Regions from separate parts of the Homo sapiens genome. Here region 2 is linked to region 1. Evidence: chromatin contacts called from ENCODE Hi-C or POLR2A ChIA-PET data. All regions are on one chromosome and are shown on one strand. The core of a region is the stretch at or near the end of the contact, and the rest is flanking DNA. Distances in the headings are between cores, read along the strand shown. Region 1 has its middle 93 kb from the start of EVA1A-AS. Region 2 overlaps GCFC2 (GC-rich sequence DNA-binding factor 2).

Region 1 (6,981 bases), core at 1,822-4,321:
TTGTGTTTTAGTCATGAAGTCTTTGCCCATGTCTATGTCCTGAATGGTATCGCCTAGGTTTTCTTCTAGAGTTTTTATGATTTTAGGTCTTATGTTTAAGTCATTAATCCATCTTGAGTTATTGTTTGTATAAGGTGTAAGGAAAGGGTTCAGTTTCAGTTTTCTGCATATGGCTAGCCAGTTTTCCCAGCACCATTTATTAAATAGGGATTCCTTTCCTCATTACTTGTTTTTGTCAGGTTTGTCGAAAATCAGATGGTTGTAGATGTGTGATGTTATTTCTGTGGCCTCTGTTCTGTTCCGTTGGTCTATATATACATCTGTTTTGGTACCAGAACCAGGTTGTTTTGGTTAATGTAGCCTTGTAGTATAGTTGGAAGTCAGGTAGTGTGACGCTTCCAGCTTTGTTCTTTTTGCTTGGGATTGTCTTGGCTGTATGCGCTCTCTTTTGGTTCCATATGAAATTTAAAGTAGTTTTTTTCTAGTTCTCTGAAGAAAGTCAATAGTAGCTTGATGGGAATAGCATTGAATCTATAAATTACTTTGGGCAGTATGGCCGTTTTCACAATATTGATTCTTCCTATCCATGAGCATGAGATGTTTTTTCATTTGTTTGTGTCCTCTCTTATTTCCTTGAGAAGTGGTTTGTAGTTCTCCTTGAAGAGGTCCTTCGCATCCCTTATAAGTTGGATTCCTAGGCATTTTATTTTCTTTGTAGCATTGTGAATGGGAGTTCACTCATCATTTGGCTCTCTGTTTGTCTATTATTGATGTATAAGAATGCTTGTGATTTTTGCACATTGATTTTTTATCCTGAGACTGCTGAATTTGCTTCTCAGCTTAAGGTGTTTTGGGGCTGAGACAATGGGGTTTTCTAAATATACAATCATGTCATCTGCAAACAGAAACAGTTTGACTTTCTCTCTTCCTATTTAAATATACTTTATTTCTTTCTCTTGCCTGATTGCCCTGGCCAGAACTTCCAACACTATGTTGAATAGGAGTGGTGAGAGAGGGCATCCTTCTCTTGTGCCAGTTTTCAAAGGGAACGCTTCCAGCTTTTGCCCATTCAATATAATATTGGCTATGGGTTTGTCATAAATAGCTCTTATTATTTTTAGATATGTTCCCTCAATACCCAGTTTTTTTAACTGTTTTTAGCATGAAGGGGCATTGAATTTTATCGAAGGCCTTTTCTGCATCTATTGGGGTCTCACCCAGTTGGGTGGCACGGGGAGCAGGACCCATTTAACAAAGCACTTTGGCTGTCCCTTGGTGGAGGGGGTGTGCCATGCTGGGGGGAAACTCACTCGTCTGAGTTGCCCGGATTACTCAGAACTAGCAGGAGGAAAGACTAAGTCTGCTGGTCTGCAGAGAATATAGCCACTCCTCCTCCTAGGAGCTCAGGCCCAGGGACATCAGAGTTCTGTCCCTGAGCCCCTGAATGGAGTTGTTGGAGTTCCTCCAGGGAGGCACCCCAGTGAGGAGGGATGGGTCAGGGTCAGGCCTGAAGATGCACTCTGGCTGCAGTCTGCCACAGCCTGTGTGTTGCCCTGTGAGGAATAACCTCTTAAGACCAAGCCTTCCAGCCTCCCTGGCTCCAGCCAGGGAAAAGTGCAGCCTGGAGCTATAGAGATGGCTGCCACCCTTCCTCTACCCCAAGAGCTTAGTGTATTAGACAGCTAGCAGTCCCATTGTTGGCTGCTGCCCTTCCTCCAAGTCTCTTGGAAGGCTTAGACAGTAGGCGGCTGCCCCTCCCCACCAGGAACTCAGCCTGTTTAAGCAGTTTCTAGCTGAGTGGCTGTTGAGAATCTGCTCAGCTTTGTGGTTTTCTAGGCCCCAGTGGTGTGAGCTCACTAGTGAGATTTTCTAATCTGTGGATTACACAGTTCCATGGGAAAAGCACAGTTTCCCAGGCTGGATAGCACTCTTACTCACCACCTTCCTTGGCTGGGGGGTGGAAGCTCCCCTGTCCTGTGTGGCTCTCAGGTGGGCCACTGCACCATTCTGCTCTTCCTTTCTTTCTGTGGGTCACGCCAGCTGCCTAGGGTCAGTCCTGATGACAGAACCTGCATACCTTGGTTGCCGGTGCTGGATTTGCATGCTGTTTTGGTTCTTTTCAGTGGGAGCGTCTGATCACTGCTGCTTCTAGTTGGCCATCTTGACTGCAGTCATTCTTTCTATCTTAGAGCTTCTGATAGATGTGTAGTAGTATCTCACTATGGCTTTAATTTGCATTTTCCTAATGGCTAAAAACATAGAACATCTTTTCATGTGCTTATTTATCTTCTGTATTTGTTTTTTGACGAAATGCCTTTTCATGCCTCCTGCCCATTTTCTACTTGGATTGTTAGCTTTTTTGTTATTGAATTTGGAGAATTTAAAATATATATATATTCTTGACATTAGTCCTTTGTTGGGCATATGGTTTTAAAATATTTTATTCTCCTCTATGGTTTGCATTCTTATCCACTGTTACAGTTTTTTCTGATTCATTCTAATTCCTAGCCTCTTTCCTTCAATGCTGTCTTCAGAGGTATTTTAGTACCAGGAACTCCTAACATGAAAATCCTTGTAGGATTCCAGTAGAGACTGGAAAATTGTTTATAAAACTGGTAAAATTTACATAAATATCTGGATCTTAGCTTCTCCAAAAGAATCAGGTAATCAGGCAACACTGGTTTGCATTTATTTTGATAACACTCAGAACTCACTTTAGATAGTACTCTCTGAGTTTTCACTTTCTTCACTTTTTCCTGTTGGCTAATAACCAGACTGCTTTATTTACTTCTGTTAGAGTTTGTATATGGTTGGTTTGTCCCACCAAATCTTACATTGAAGTTTGATCCCAGTGTTGGAGGTGGAAACTACTGGGAGGTATTTGTGTCACTGGGGGTGGATCCCTCATGAATAGATTAATCCTTTCTCTGGGGAGGGGTTGAGATGAATGAGTTCTCATACTATTAGTTCCCATGAGAGCTGGTTATTAAAAAAGAACCTAGAGTTTCCTTCTCTCACTTCCTCTCTTACCAGGTGATCTCTGTACACATTGGCTCCCCTTTGCCTTCTGCCATGAGTGAAAGCAGCCCGAGGCTTTTGCCAGATGCAAATGCCCAATCCTGAACTTTTCAGCACTCCAGAATTGTGAGCCAAATAAATCTTTTTTCTTTATAAATTGCCCAGCCTCAAGTATTCTTTTATAGCAGGACAAAATGGACTAAGATGCTTCTTTACCTGCCTAGCCCTGGTAGGCATTAAGATTTTAACCCCTGGCTGACACAGTACAGTTTAAATTCTCTTGCATGATATGGTAGGCTGAATTATGTTCCCCAAAAACACCTAAGTCCTTGTAAAACAAAAATAAAATTCTAACCCCCCCACCCCCACCCCAACCATCTGAATGGACTTCCTCCTCAGCCAGGACACTCTTAAAATTTAACCTGAAAGATTGGTTCAGGCCATTGCAGGAAGTGGGGCTCAGACATGCCTCATTACGCCTCTCTGGCATTAACATCAACACAGACCTTAAGTCTGATAAGAAGTATTTACAATCTATTCTCTCTGAAGCCTGCTACCTGAAGACTTTCTCTGCACACTAAGAACTTTAGTCTCCACAATCCTTTATCTTAACCCAGACATTATCTATTTTCTTTCTATTGATCCCAGGTCTTTATATAAACTCAACCATTTGGCAACCAGAAAATTTAAAAATCACCTATAATCTGGAAGCTCCCCCCAGCCCCCCACTTCAAATTGTCCTGCCTTTCTGAACTGGACTCATGTATTTCTTAAATGTATTTGATTGAAGTCTCATGTCTCCCTAACATGTATAAAACCAAGCTGCACCCCAACTTACACAGCGTCCATGTGAAGAGACCACCACAGGCTTTGTGTGAGCAACAAGGCTGTTTATTCCAGCTGGGTGCAGGCGGGCTGAGTCCAAAAAGAGAGTCAGAGAAGGGAGATAGGGGTGGGGCCGTTTTATAGGATTTGGGTAGGTAGTGGGAAAATTACAGTCAAAGGGGGTTGTTCTCTGGCTGGCAGGGGCAGGGGACATAAGATGCTCAGTGGGGGAGCTTTTGAGCCAGGATGAGCCAGGAGAAGGAATTTCACAAGGTAATGTCATCAGTTAAGGCAGGAACAGGCCATTTTCACTTCTTTTGTGATTCTTCAGTTACTTCAGGCCATTTGGATGTATACGTGCAGGTCACAGGGGATATGATGGCTTAGCTTGGGCTCAGAGGCCTGACACAACCCCCTTGGGCACGTGTTCTCAGGACTTCCTGAGGGCTGTGTGACAGGCTGTGGTCACTCGTATTTGGCACAGAATAAATCTCTTCAAATATCTTACAGAATTTGCCTCTTTTTATTGACATCCTGATTCCTAGAACCTGCAAATACGTTACCTTATGTAGCAAAAGGGACTTTGTTGAGGTTGATTAAGTTAAGGATCTTGAGAGGGGGAATTATCCTGGATTATCTGGATAGGCTTGATGTAATCACAAGGGTTCTTACAAAACAAGAGCAGAAGGGACAGGGTCAGAGACGAGATGTGGACAGAAGCAGAAGCTGAAATTATGCACTTTGTAGACAAAGGTAGAGGCTGCAATTCAAGGGATGCAAATGGCCTCTAGAAACTGGAAAAGGCAAGAGAACAGATCTCCCATTGAATGTCCAGAAGCAGTGCAGCTCTTCTGATACCTTGGTTTTAGCCTGTAAGATCTATTTTGGATTTCTGACCTTCAGAATTGTAAGCTAATACATCTGTGCTGTTTAAGCCACTAAGTGTATGGTAATTTGCTACAACAGCAACAGGAAACTAGCACTCACAGTGTTTAAGTTTATTTACTACCTGACTTCAACAAATCCCTGAATGCTGGTTTCTTTCCCCTTTGCTCCATTCTCTGTATACCCTATAGTCTCCACATGAAATTACTCATCATTCCCCAGGACACCATGTTTTTCACATCTCCATGTTTTTGAGTCATGCTTTTTGCCTAAAATTCTATCTCTTTCCATAAAACTTCTAGAAAAGAAAGGGGGAAGCCTACTTTAATATTATAACTACCAAAGATATTTTTACCACTTACAGTGCAGACAAGCTGAAGTTGATGAAAGATGCCACAGATCATTCCACAAGTTTCCCACCTGAGAGAGTACACCCTATTATAAGAGTCCCATTAAGATACCCTAATTTGGAAGAATTCAAACTGGAAAAGAAGGCAGTTCTCTGTGGATCAGGTGGGGAGTTCTTGGCTTGATGTCCTTTTAGCATTGTAGAATAACACTGGGAAGCCAATGTGATGGGAGGTGCAAAGGCAGGTATGGGCATGGCAAATGGAAAGGTGACAAATGGTGGGACCTCCTAAAGATGCAGCTTCTTTGTGCCTTTCTGTGGATCCCAGTTTTAGTATTTAGCATGTCATGCATTTGTAGTTAAAATCTAAAGCTAACTTAAGAAAAGAGTTGAGACTGTAGTCAGCCAGGTTCAGCTTTGCTTGCAGCACTGGTGGTCCCAGGAAACAGAGCAGCTGTCTCCCAGTGGAACAGAAAGAACTGCTCTAGCTGACAGCAGTTGCATTTGCACCGACTCAACCAAGGCAGTGAGCAGTTCCCACCACATGCCTATGGAGACGTGCTGCTCCCAGGCTGCTGGGCACCACTCAGTCTGATTCCTGGCTGGGCTCACTGCCACGTCTGCTGAACCACTTTGTTTTCCAAGATCTACAATGCCACCAGTATGACCAATTAATATTGCCAAGGCACCTGCCACAGTTGGCCATGGCTTCTGGGAATGGTAGTGACAACAGATACACAGGCAGGACACAAACCAAGCTTTGTGGGTAGTTCCCAGCATTTTACCAAAACTGCCTCTTTTGCTGCAGGGAGATATTTTCCCTTTCAGATATGGAACTTTCCATTCGAGACGCCCATACTCTACCCCAGCCAGCCTCCTCTTCCACAGGGAGATGCATCATCTTCTCATAATTCCTCTTTATGCAGCCCTTAAGTATGGCCTACACAGCACATGCTTAAGCACAGCAGAGCTTTCCTCTTAAGCCTGAGGTCTTTCACGGCACCTCTTCCTCTGGCACTGCACTAGCAGGGCAGTGAGATTTCAGAATCCTGACATTCTGCTGCCACTGCTCATCTGCTTGATTTGCATGCAAGGCAGAACCCTCTCTAAAAGTGACAACTAGAAAGTATTTTAAGATGCCGGCTCCTAGCATTATTAATCCACCTAATATGTCTCTGAGGGACTAGGGGGCAATCTTGTAACTCCATGCTGGTTTTTCAACAGTGTTAGCATGGGCTTTTATCAGAGACTTTAGAATTTTCAATTGCTTCTATGTAGCTACTTCCAGGATTTCTTCACCATAATTAGTTCTTGTCACATGTTTAACCTGTTGTTTTCAGAAACTGATGAAACCTAATGAATTCTTTTAGAACTATATTGTTTAGGGAAAGGTAGACGTGTGGGATGAAGAGAAACAAAGCCTTATAGATGCTCAAAAATCAGCCCCAGCTCTAAAGAGATAATGCAGCTTGGATTTTCTGATACTCTCCTTGAACTTTCCAATCAGGAAATAGGCACTGGGAGAGGGAAACCACATTTTCCTCTCTTTTTCAAAAAAAATGTTGCCCAACAGGTTTGTGCTATTTCTGATAACAAAGCCCGTGTGGGCTGTGTCATCCAATTATATCCCCGTAAGATCTTTGTGATAGATTGATTTTCACTCCCAGTTGATGAAATTGTTGTCTTTTTTTCCCCTTATGTCTTCACAGGCTTTTTAGTGGAAAGTTGAAAAATGCTGCATTTGGGCCCACTAGCTGGATTGCTTGCTAAATCAGACTTCTAGATGTAACTTTCAAAAGTCTGTTTTGTTCTTTTTTTTTTTTTGTCTATTCAGAGAAGCCCATTTTATGGATTGTAGAACAGGGCCAAGTGGAGGTGGTTATTATGGAGAATGAGGAGCTGCA
Region 2 (6,953 bases), core at 3,106-5,605, 250 kb before region 1:
GGCTCTGCCCAGGTCGAACTTCCCGGTGGCTTTGTTTACACTGTGAGGCATAAACCGGCTACTGAAGCCTCAGCAGTGGCGGACACCCCTCCGCCTACCAAGCTGAAGCATCTCAGGTTGGGCTCAGACTGCTGTGCTGGCAGTGAGAATTTCAAGTCAGTGGATCTTAGCTTGCTGGGCTCCGTGGGGGTGGGACCCACCAAGCCAGACTACTTGGCTCCCTGTCTTCAGCCCCTTTTCCAGGGTGGTGAATGGTTCTGTTTCTCTGGCGTTCCAGGTGCCACTGGGGTATGAAAAAATAAAAATTAAAAAAAAAGCCTGCAGCTAGTTTGATGTCTGCCCAAACAGCCACCCAGTTTTGTGCATGAAACCCACAGCCCTGGTGGGGTAGGCACTGGAGGGAATCTCCTGGTCTGCCGGTTGCGAAGACCGTGGGAAAAACACAGTATCTGGGCTGGAGTGCACTGTTCCTCCTGGCACGGTTTCTCGTGGCATCCCTTAGATAAGGGAGAGAATTCCCCAACCCCTTGTGCTTCCCAGGTGAGGCAACACCCAACCTTGCTTCAGCTCACCCTCTGTGGGCTGCACCCACTGTCCAACCAGGCCCAATGAGATGAACTGGGTACCTCAGTTGGAAATGCAGAAATCACCGGCCTTCTACGTCCATCTCGCTGGGAGCTGTAGACTGGAGCTGTTCCTATTCGGCCATCTTGGCAGCCTCCTTACACTGAGGGGGATTATTTTTAATACAAGATAAATAGTTGTTTGTAGGGTGATGGAAAAAATCTAGTACAAGTGATGTCAATACCAAAGTGGAAGGACAGTGTTCTGGGAACAGGATCTTAGACTAAGCCAAAAGGCTTGGGATCTCATCCACAAAATAAACAGTTTGCCTGAAGTGGTGGGAGTGTGGGTGCCTCATCCATAGGAATAGGAGACAAGTTAGAGCATATCGGCACAGATGTAGGTAGGTGTGTAGATGCTGTGGTAGGAGCTTCATAGTGCTGCTTTTCTGATTGCTTCTATTTTCTTAGCAAATTAGGAAGTAATTAGCTGAAAGAGAATGCAAGGGAGTAGAAAAAATAAAGTAGGAAATAATCATCTAGAAGGAAAAAGTCCATCAACTGAGAGAGAGATAACGGAGAGGGGAGAAGGTATGAAGTAATCATCTAGGTGAGAGGGAGAGTGAATGGACCTGAGAGACAGAGAGAGAGAGAGGCTCACTCAAGTTGTATAGTGATCAAGTTAATGTGTTTGTTTTTCCAGCCACTTTTTATCTGCATGGTTGCAGGCAGAGACTCAGTGACAAGGTGAACTTAACTATAAAGAGCTGTAGTTTAGCCAGAGGAGTTTAACAAAGCCCAAGAAGAACAAGGAAATTGAAGATGTATGCAAATATGTAATGGTAATAATTGGCCATGGAACTTAAACTGAATAAGGAGGGAAGTAGTGTTTGTTAAAGGTCTTGATTATTTGTATATGAAAAGCAAAACAATCTAGTAAATACATTGTGTACCACTGAAATATTTGTTTCAGACTTTGTAGAATTCCTTTGGGATCCTTTGTCAACCTCACAGACAACAAGTTTAATAACACATTGCAGAGTGATTCTTGAAGAACATTCCACTTGTGAAAATGAAGTTAGTAAAAGCAGACAGGTAATAATTTCTAGAGTTGCGAACTCCATGATCTATCTCTAAATCATTATAATTTTCTTACAGATCTTGGTTTATAAAAGATGCAGAAGTGATTATCAGAAAACTGTTTGGGGGAAAACATATTTACTTTTGATTTATAGAAACTAGACTTTTTCTCAGACTGCACTGAGATGAAAAAAAAATTTTTTAAACTGGACTTGGCTATTTTTTATCTTTATAATAATAAGATGAAAGAATATACCTTGATACTTCTCAACACTGTGATAGGAGTGGTAATCATTTTAAATTATAGACATACATGTAAGGACCCAGATTATGACTTTCATTCCTATTAGCTTACTTTTCTCTGTTCAGTGATCTGATTTGTGTTCTCATGGCCCAGGCAGCCATCTTTCAGGATTATGAATATACACTGGCCCTGCAGAGATGAACCGGTATAAATTCATTAGTGCAAATTCATTTCTTCTAAAGGAAGACAACAATACTCATTACCTTTGTTCTTTTGGCAAAAATCCAGTGGCATTGTGGCTTTGCTTGAACAATGGTTTCAAAATTAGACTGACACTTATTGTATTAACTAGTTATTTGTAGTCTACCAAATAATAGTAGTCTCTTTAAGGATTCAAAGTTCAGTAAAACAGATCTTAATCTTACAATGATCTAGAATTGAATTCAGTGAACATAAGACATATTGGGGAACTTTTTAGAGTGATGTTGCTGAGAATCTTCTCACTCTTTCATTGTAGCATTTTTTTTTATTGTTTGTTGATGAGATTGTAGATTCATGCAGTTTTATGAGTAAACCAATTTTAGGTTGAGCTTTAGGAAATTAAGGAGAAATTGACAGACTGGAGAATGCCCGGAGTAGAATGACAGAGGTGGTTGAAAAGCAAGGAGGCATATCATATTCATATTATGAGCACCATTAAGTTTTAGCCCTTGGAACTGTGATTACAAAGGAGGATAGCTGTAAGAAATGAAAGGGAGAAAAGGGATACCAGCCTAATTCTGCCTTCAAGAAGCATGTAATCTCAGAGAAAATAAGATGCACATAAACTGTAACTTAAAACTGGAAGTGAAAAGGAGAAGTAGGGAAGATAACAAACACTTATTTAATTCCAATTGTGTACTAGGCACTCTGTAAGGTCTTGTACCTGTCATCTTAATCCCAGCAGCCCTATTTAAAAAATGGGTGATCGCCAGGTATGGCAGATCACGCCTGTATATCTGAGTGCTTTGGGAGGCTGAGGCAGGAGGATCTCTTCAGGCCAAGAGTTCAAGACCAGCCTGGGCATCATAGCAAGATCCATCTCTACCAAAAAAATAAAAATTAGCTGGGCTCCCCCTTGAGCCCAGGAGTTGAAGCTGCATTGAGCCTTGATTGTGCCACCACACTGCAGCCTGGGCAACAGCAAAACCCTGTCTCTTAAAAGGATGACAGCCTCATTTTATAGATGAAGAAAATGAATCTTTAAAACTAGTTGTCACAGTGCTACTATGAATGAGCACTAGGATTTGAACTTGGATAGTCTGCCTCTAAAGCCCAAGTTTGCCTCACTGACCATGTTGCCTCCCCTTGAGCAGCATAGATAAAGTACTGTGTCTTCAGGAGAGAGACAGGAGAGAGAGGTTACCTTCAGCAGTGGGGATAAGGAAATAATTTATCTTAGGGGTGGCATTTGAACTGTGGCTTGAGGGAAAGAATAGGATTTCAACATGTGGCAACAGAGAGAGAGGCATTTTCTGCTTACCTCCAATAGGATAAAAACTCAAGTAAAATAGATGGAAACTGTTGCAGGAATTAGAGATATTTAATTTGAAAGATGTACAGAGAGATGCTGTTTGTATTCAAAGAAGGTATAGATTTATTCTGTGCTGTTATGCAGCATAGAACCAAGATTAGTAGTTAAAAGCTACAAAGAAGCAGATATATAATCCTGCATTTGCTTTCCATATAGTATTGTTTAGTTATAACCTAAATGTAAATCATTATGCTTTACCATTTGTTAAATACTTTCACATTGTCTCATTTGATCCTCATAACCCTGTGAAATGTATTTATTTTAATTGCATTTTTACAGATGAAGCTGGGGCCCAGAAGGGTTAAGTCATTTTTGAAATACTTGAATACTAAGTGGTAGACCTGGCTCTTTGTGATCACTGAAGCCCTTCAGCAGTATTATGGATTCACTCATGAAGTCTTTTTTTTTTTTTTGAGGCGGAGTCTTGCTCTGTCACCCAGGCTGGAGTGCAGTGGTGTGATCTTGGCTCACTGCAACCTCCGCCTCCCAGGTTCAAGCAATTCTCCTGCCTCAGCCTCCCGAGTAGCTGGGACTACAGGCACCTGCCACCATGCCTGGCTAATTTTGTGTGCTTTTAGTAGAGACGGGGTTTCACTGTATTAGCCAGGATGGTATTGATCTCCTGACCTTGTGATCCGCCCACCTCGGCCTCCCAAAGTGCTGGGATTACAGGCAAACTCAAGCAGTTTTTATAATGGATGTTTTTATTCTGAAACCGCTCTGCTGTGAATGTAGAAAATGGGTTGTTTTCATAAGCAGGAGAATAGATTACATCAGGGTTTTCAGTCTCAGCACTACATTGGCATTTGGAACAGATAATTTTTTGTTGTGAGGGTTTGTCCTGTGCACTATAGTATGCTTAGCAGCATCCCTGGCTTGTGCCCACTAGGTGGCAGTAGCACTCCCCGGTCTTCACAACCAAAAATGTCTACACATTGTCAGGTATTCCCTAGGGATGGCAAAATGGCACTTGGTAGAGAATCACTTACACTATATAATGCCCCATGTTGCTAAGACAGTTCACCAGTGGGATCACTCCATTTCTTCAGTGATGAAAGAGAATGAGGTTCAAGAATGAAAATTGAGTCAGACAACATAGTTTCTGTTTTCAAAGTTAGAAGGAAATGCTGTAAGCTAATGCCTGGTAATAATAGTTTTGATTCTGACTAAAAATCTAAAGTAAATTATTATAGAGGAAGATTATGAATACTTAAATTTAAAAAGCAGTAATTACTATAATCTGTCATTGATAGGATTCCCAAATACAAATGATACTTAACATTGTTTATTGAAGCAAATTGTTATTATGATTGTTCTTAGGGATTAAATGGGGAAATATAAGCTTAAGTAAACCTAAAAAATAATGGCCAGTAGGGCATTGGCTACCTATGGGGAGTCTGTTAGTATTAGATATCTTCTCAGCTTTGCCCTGTTCAATATTTTTATTGAACTGGATAAGGAGTTAAAATACATACTAATGAAATGTGTCAGTGACAAAAAGCTAGGAATTCTGTAAGACTTGTGGATGGTAGAATTAGAATCCAAGAAGATTTCAAAAGATTGTAGAAAATTGACTGATTCAAGAAATTGTGAAAAAATAAATGCATGTCCCACCCATGCGTTTAAAAATTCAACTATATAAGTAAAAGATGAGAGAGACACAGTTTTGAAGCAGCATAAGTAAGACAGATTATAATCAATAAACCCAGCGTGAGTCAGCAGTGTCACTTGAGTAACAGAAAACAGGTACATGGGAGTTTCTCCTAGTATGTGTGTGCTATTTTGAGTAAGAATGGCATATTTGGTGATAATACCCACAGATTAGACCTTCCTGGGAATATTGCATTTAATTTTCGGTGTAAGCATATTAAGTGGAGAGTGTCTTAAGATAGTATGGGAAAGAGAAGATGTAAAAAAAAAAAAAGTATGATATTCATCTTAAAATCTAGAAAATTGTCATGTGGAAGTGGGGCTAGTTCTATTCTATATGATCCCAAGAAGTAAACCAAGACCAAGGAGTGGAAGCTGTGGGAGGGAAAAGTTTGTTAACTCTCATTGTTAACTGAAATCTAATAGTCCAAAGTTATGGGCAGCCTCAGGAGATAATGATCCCCTATCAGCAAATGGTTTTAGACATGGCTGGTGGACCATTTAGTAGAAATGTGAAAATAAGTCTAAACATCACTTGGGAGTTCAGATAGATTTTCAGACTCATTTTTTGTTTTTTCTTTTTTATCAACAGAATCTATTTCAAATAAATCTTACGCAATCCGATACGCAAACACACATACAGAAGTAAAACTGCTCCTACTGTTGTGAGCACCTGCCTTTATTCTTCCCCAACCATCCCCAACATTTGTCCAGGCCATCCTGGGATTACCTCCATGGATATAGAGAACAGCATAAAAACCATTGGCATCACACAAGTGCCTCTTTAAAGCTGTTTCAAAGTATATATATATACACAAAGGGTTGTATGTGAGTCTGAAAGTGTGATTCAGAATGCTTGTTAAAACTGTTTGGAGAACCTTATTTTCCATCAAACAAATGATGTTATTTAATACTTAGAAAAGTTAATATCTCACGGTTTTAAAATATGTGAATTTATGGGAGGTTTCTTTTCTTTTTTTTGTTTTTTTTTTTTTTTTTGACAGAACCTTACTCTGTCACCCAGGCTGGAGTGCAGTGGTGCAATCTCAGCTCACTGCAACCTCCACCTCCTGTGTTCAAGCGATTCTTGTGCCTCAGCCTGCCAAGCAGCTGGGATTACAAGCATGTGCCACCATGTGTGGCTAATTTTTTCTATTTTTAGTAGAGACAGGGTTTCACCATGTTGGCCAGGCTGGTCTCAAACTCCTGGCCTCAAGTGACCCACCCACCTCAGCCTCCCAAAGTGCTAGGATTACAGGCATGAGCCACGGCAACCGGCCAGTGAATTTATGTTTTGTTTTAAACAATTTATTTGGAAATATTAATACTTTGAAAGAAAACTTTCATGAATAAGAGTAGTATTTCCATATTCCCTTTACCAAGATTTACTTGTCATTAATATTTTGCCCCATTGGCTTTATCATTAGCCCTTCCATTTTAAATATATACATACAATATGTTTTCTCCTGAGTACTGAGAACAGGGTGCATATTTGTTAAGACAAGGATATTATGTTATATAACCAGAGTAGTTAGCAATTTCAGTAAATTTATCAACACTTAATCTACCATCCATATTCCACTTTTGCCAGTTGATTCAATAATGTCCTTTATAACATTTTCAATAGAACTATTTTAAGAAACAAAATTTAAACAATATGGGAACATTTGTCAAGGCCAGCATCCAAAATCATTAAAATTAAATGAAAAAAATCAAAGCAGCTTTTTTTGTATCATGAACACCTAACTCAGTAAGTTACATAAACTCAGATGCTATTTTTTGGAGATACTGTCTAGAAAATGCTTTTTTTTCTTTGAACAGAATTCAGAATGTTTAAAGAATG

Evidence for each region. A loop is a pair of places that touch in the nucleus more often than their neighbours do. ChIA-PET counts read pairs that join two places held with the same protein, here RNA polymerase II (POLR2A). Pooled maps may share reads with other maps.
Region 2: a loop to region 1 is called in a pooled map, with 3 times the contacts of the local background. The contact joins two enhancer-like sites. A Hi-C loop is called at or near these places in 2 of 50 pooled maps. POLR2A ChIA-PET finds 5 or more read pairs at or near these places in 2 of 52 experiments (OCI-LY7 and activated T-cell).

Annotation. Positions count from the first base shown.
Region 1 is chr2:75,427,966-75,434,946 of GRCh38, reverse strand. No RefSeq gene overlaps it. Among named protein-coding and RNA genes, the nearest start is that of EVA1A-AS, 93 kb to the left of the region's middle. RefSeq lists enhancers at 1,381-1,540, 1,571-1,650, 1,851-2,120, 2,131-2,210 and a silencer at 1,691-1,780. Within about 2 kb of position 3,071, at least 3 of the 41 ENCODE cell types and tissues checked have a DNase peak (open chromatin) inside an H3K27ac peak, as active enhancers do.
Region 2 is chr2:75,674,898-75,681,850 of GRCh38, reverse strand. GCFC2 (GC-rich sequence DNA-binding factor 2) reads left to right here. Exons shown (of 17, transcript NM_003203.5): 12 at 1,537-1,658. It overlaps LOC124906025 (a long non-coding RNA gene), which reads right to left. Exons shown (of 2, transcript XR_007087113.1): 1 at 1,999-6,953. Among named protein-coding and RNA genes, the nearest start is that of MRPL19, 32 kb to the right of the region's middle. Within about 2 kb of position 4,355, at least 2 of the 41 ENCODE cell types and tissues checked have a DNase peak (open chromatin) inside an H3K27ac peak, as active enhancers do.